Regions from separate parts of the Mus musculus genome. Here region 1 is linked to region 2. The links are chromatin loops, found by intact Hi-C in ENCODE. Cell type or tissue: left cerebral cortex. All regions are shown on one strand.

Evidence for each region. Hi-C counts contacts between places; a loop is a spot of excess contacts. Peaks named below come from ENCODE experiments on the same cell type or tissue, not always from the same donor. Only the 100,000 strongest peaks of a DNase experiment are listed, where the experiment ranks them.
Region 1: it touches region 2 in a loop (3-fold over the local background); 4 of 42 quality-filtered maps call a loop at or near these places.

Annotation. Positions count from the first base shown.
Region 1 is chr9:13,467,978-13,470,477 of GRCm38, reverse strand. The region is part of intron 1 of Maml2 (mastermind like transcriptional coactivator 2); the gene reads right to left. Among named protein-coding and RNA genes, the nearest start is that of Phxr4, 38 kb to the right of the region's middle. In left cerebral cortex, a CTCF peak has its summit at 1,488; a DNase peak (open chromatin) is centred at 262; H3K27ac peaks cover 821 bases.
Region 2 is chr9:13,295,651-13,298,150 of GRCm38, reverse strand. It overlaps Maml2 (mastermind like transcriptional coactivator 2), which reads right to left and starts at 193. Exons shown (of 5, transcript NM_001013813.3): 1 at 1-193. The coding sequence starts at 87. In left cerebral cortex, CTCF peaks have their summits at 28 and 1,523; DNase peaks (open chromatin) are centred at 72, 881 and 1,495; H3K4me3 peaks cover 1,986 bases; H3K27ac peaks cover 1,868 bases.

The sequences.
Region 1 (2,500 bases), 170 kb before region 2:
ATTACTTCAAAACCCACAAGAAAGTGATTTTGAAGTTAACTTGTGGCAACGCCACACAGAGACAAGAATAATCACCAGAGACTTTCACTGGAGATAAAGTTCTACTAACTCTATGTAGATTCAGATAGCACTTTCTAGAAGGAGTTTTGAAGTAACACACACACACACACACACACACACACACACACACACACAACTTCAGTAGCAGCACAAAACATCCTTTGTTGCCGGACGTGAGAAAAACACACTTGTTTCTAAAAAAAAAACTATAGGAAGGAAGTGGAAGGGCCTCGGGGGCGGGGAGAGCTAAGGAATGCATACGGGTTCCTTTAGACACACTAAGAGAGCCATGGCTCTTCGTAGAGGGGCACAAGGTCACTAAGTGCAGTCAAATCTGTAGGGCTAATTCCTTCCTAAACTATAGGTGCGTTCTCAGACAATTGTTGTTATGGCATTAAGTTGCCCCAAGTTTAAAAAAAAAAACCTTTAAAAAGTCAAAATCAAAGGAACTCAGACACCTGCAATTGATTCTAATTTTACACATCTCAAAACATTTGAGGTTGCCAAAGGAGAATTACAAAGAAGAGTAAGCCGAGAGCGAAGACAGCATTGTGCCGAAATCCTGCATAAATTGGGAAATGTGTGTTAAAGGATAAACTGAGGCCTCGGTCTAACACAGATGTGGTCATGCTGCCTCCCTGAAACTGCTCTGTTCTCCTCACTGTGTTAAGGATAGAATGGGATGGACTACCCAGCCCTCCTGACCAGACTGTAGTGCCCTGTGGGAAATCCTATTGACTGAAGGCTAAGTAATGCCTTAGCAACTCTGAGGTAGAGGCCCTTAGAACCACAGCGTCCCATTGCCCTTGTGGATGTAAAAGCTGAGTCCTTGCCTGGAGTGAGGGAACAGTAAAGTAGAATCAAATGTCATTTGTGTCCCTGAAGCCCTTCTCCGCTTGCTGCTACTTCTCTCCAGGCCTTTATTGTTTGGCCTGCATTCTGGCCAGTGAGGAACAGGAAGATAGTTACCAAGGATTCCTGGGACTCTGAGAGTTTCTGAAAATGGACCCAGCACAGTACATTTCCCTCTTCCTCCTATCTGAATGGTGTCTGTGCCTGAGGCCAGCCTTTTCTGGATGAGAAGAGGGAAAAACCACAGACGGGGAATGGGGGATGGGAAATGGGGAATGGGGGATAGGGAATGGGCAAAATATAGGCTGAAGCTGGACCTGGGTTGATCTGAGATGTGTTCTAACACTCTCAGTATTTAAGGCCTTTTGTTTTGTGTAGATACATTTCCCCTTATATACTAATCCACAGATTTTCTGCTATTTGGAGACCACGCAAACACAAACAAAACACATTTTAAAAATTGATAGAGCTGTGAAGCCAGGCCTGCAAGTCAGTAATGGGGTGCCTGAGCTCAGGCACAGATTCTACACTTTCCCTTCATCCTTCTCTGCTGCCTTTGCAGGGGCCCTGCTGGCCCAGAACTGCCCTACAACTTCCTGTTCCCTGCAGACCCAGGGGCTGTGTTCAGCCTTCCATCTGAAGACACATTCGGCTTACCCTTCTAAGCTCAGCTGAGACATGACTTCCAAGGAAGCCGTTCCCGACCGTGGCTTATCATGCAAAGTCGGTTCCTTGGACATGTGTTCACAGAAACCTGTATTTGTCCTCTGTAGTTTTATCCTGGTTACAAACAAGTATTTGATGCTTGTCTTTCCATGTCACCTGGCGTCACCACAGGCATGTGGACTGTGATTCTGATTATGCAGGGTGGGTGGCTAATAAATATTTATTAAATAGAAGACACGCAGACATTCCTTATTCTAAACTAACCAATGAACTGAGCTGATGCTGAGTATAACTCAATCCTCTTCAACACCTGAGACCACCCAAGCAGATCAGCTGAGAACACACACTGTTTGGCTGGGCTACCTGCTACAGTTCTCTTAACAGATATCCAGGAAGAGGAAGTAGAACCCAGAGCCACCTGAGAAGACAGGATATGCCACATAGAAAGAAAGGAATATTTCTGGTCCGAAGGTAGTGTCAAACTCAGATTCAGCAAATTATTGCAAGAATAAAACCATGAACAGCAAGAAGAAAACTGCAAAAAAAGAAGCAGTATTACCTTGGAAATGTAAACTCCAGTTGTCAAAACACAGACACGATACAGTTTTCTCATTCCAGGTCATACACTGAGCATTTTGAAAGGTTATTCTGTGGGAAAACATTTCCAATTGTGCAGTGCAGTTGTAGAAAAACCTTGGGATTTACACAAACTTTGTTTTCATGCCAAATTTCCAGGAGGCCTTCTATTCCCTTAAGGGAGAGACACTGGCTTGTATCACTGTTTAATATCACAGCTCTCTACAACTGGGAAACTTCCCCTAGCATCCCAAAGTTAATCTTTGTTTTGCTGAGACAGGGTCCCATTATGTAGCTTTTGCTGGCCTGGAACTTGCTATGTAGACCAGAACTAACAGGTCCACCT
Region 2 (2,500 bases):
GGTGACTGAGCCCCCTCCAAGGAGCCCCGCCCCAGAAGCCCCTCCCAACCCTCCTGCGGGGGCCTGCGGGGGCGCTGTGTCCCCCATCTTGTTGGACACAATGATTACTGCCTCTGGGATGGTGAGGTGCAAGAGGCTGGTGCTGGCTATTGCAGGCAAAGCTGGTTTCAGTGTTCAGGGCACATGAATAGAGGTCTCCAGAGGGTGGGGAGACAGTGAAGAGGGTGTGGGGGAGGGGAGCGAGTAACAAGAGGGAGGGGAGAAAGATTAGAAACCAATTGGAGAGAGGAAGTTGGAAACAAACCCTGATCAACTTACTCTAATTGCATTTGACAGCTCAGGAGAAGTTGGACGGAGTTGGTAGATTTTTTTTTCTCCCCCACCAGGCTGACAAGAGCCTCTAGGTACTTTGTAAACACAAAGTCTAGGGGACAGTTCAAGAATTCAGGGATTGTCAAGGAAGAGGCAGAAGCACGTAGCAAAAGGAATCAATAGAGTCATTACTAGAGATCCGGGCTCCCCCTCACCTAGCTGCTTCGGGAAATTATTTATAGGGGTATTTCTGCAGAGAAACACATTTCTCCTGGGGGCTGTGGAACCGGCAGCCTTCACTTTTCCTCAGGTTAAAAAACAAACAACAGGACTGTTTCCCAAGGCTCCCGAAGTCATGTTCAAACTGTGCGAAATCAGAGAAGACTATGTTGGTTTCTCCGTCCCTTCCTCTCCCTCCGGTGTTGGTGTTTTCTCCTCGGGGTGGGGGGACAGAAGGATGTAGTCCTCTCCCCAAAGAAGACAGCTTTTCAGTCTTAACAACGTCAGTAATTGGACTTCAGAACCATGCTCTTTTCTTCAAGCTAATCCAATCACCGGCAAAAGTCCCGATTCCCTCTTAGGTTTCTTAGTCTTAAATGAAAGCAGTCTGAAGTGGCTGGCTACTGAGCTCCTTCAACACATTTCCCCCTTTCCCACTTACGTTTTTATTCCTCTCCCCCTCCCCACTTCTATTCTAATACAGTATCAAGACAGACAAAGTCTTCTGAGAGTAATTTACAAACGATGGTCAAACTTACAAACTTCCAGCAAATTGCACCGAGTCATGTCCAGCCACTTTTCTGTCCAGTTTTGTATATTCCATGCCCGGCCAGTGGCTCAGAGGGTCTGGACTCCCAAAGGCAATGTGGCTCTATCTCTTGTAATGCTTCGCTTTATAGATGGGGCGGGTGGGGGGGGGGGAGAGAAGAAAAAAGTCGCTTGTATTTTCCTTTCTCTTTCAGGTCTGTTCCGAGCGCTTTCCTGACACCGACTCCCGCTCCTCGGACTCACGGCGAAACACAGGCTTTCATTGTGCTGCGATACGAGAGGGAGAGAAAGAGAGAGAGAGGGAGAGAGAGAGTGAGACAGAGAGAGAGAGGGAGCCAGCAGGCTGCAGATGGGGGAGGAGGGCGGGAGCTCGGGCTCCCTGGTGGAAGGCTGGTGCCGCTGCTCCAGTGAGTAATCGCAGCCAGGCGCCGGGGAACGGAGTGCAGAGGCCTCCCAGTGGCTGAAGAGGCATCTCTCTACCGCCAACTCTAGGCTCAGCCTCTGCCTGGGTGCTGCGATGGGGGGGAAGACTGGGGAAATTCCCCAGTCTCCTCCTAAGGGTTTGAGCATCTCTCAATGCTGAAGAAACTCCCAGACAGGCACTGTATTTTCCCCTTCCAGGCCCGCAGTCAGCCCTCCTGAGGACATGATTTTCGGTTTTCAATAAGCTGTAACGACACCACTGAGCACCCCCAACAAGAGCTGGGTGAGCACGGAGGAAAAGCTCATTAGCACAGTGAGGAAGTTGGTGAGTGAGTGCTGTGAGGTGCAGAGAGGGAAGCCCACCACTGTCTCCTACGGGGACCCATTGGTGGAAGTCAGTGAGTTTGGGCAACAGGCTTGAGCTGATGAGCAAATAAATCATCACGGATAAATAAACGTTTTATGAGGCTGATATTGTCCTTATCTTGAGAAAGGAAAAAAATCGTTTTCCTTTGAAAATTCACCAAATACAAGGTGTATTGTCAGTAGCTGTCTGCTTGGCAAATATAATATGCCACATGATTTCAAGAACATTCATAACAACAAAAAAAAAAAGGTTTTGATTTCTTATCTTCATATAGTGTGGCTTGTAAAATACTCAAGTAGATTGGACAAATCAGTGTGTACTTATCGATTACAGGGAATAAATTAAGATGGGCATAGTATTAGAAGCCAGAACCACCAAAAACTCAAGTGCTGTAGTTTATAAGTCATTTGGATCTGACGTTTCCAGACACAAAGCTTCATTTACTTAAGCGACTCTAGAATTTCAGCAGTATGATCCTGCTTCAAACGTGAACTATGGGTAGAAGCAAATAAAAATAATGTATCTCAAGCCTGGATTCATCCACAGTTCCATCTCCCGGGGGCTGGCCAACTTTAGCCCACTTTCACAAGCCCCAGGATGTTAAGTTGGAAATGGAGACAGGCACACTCA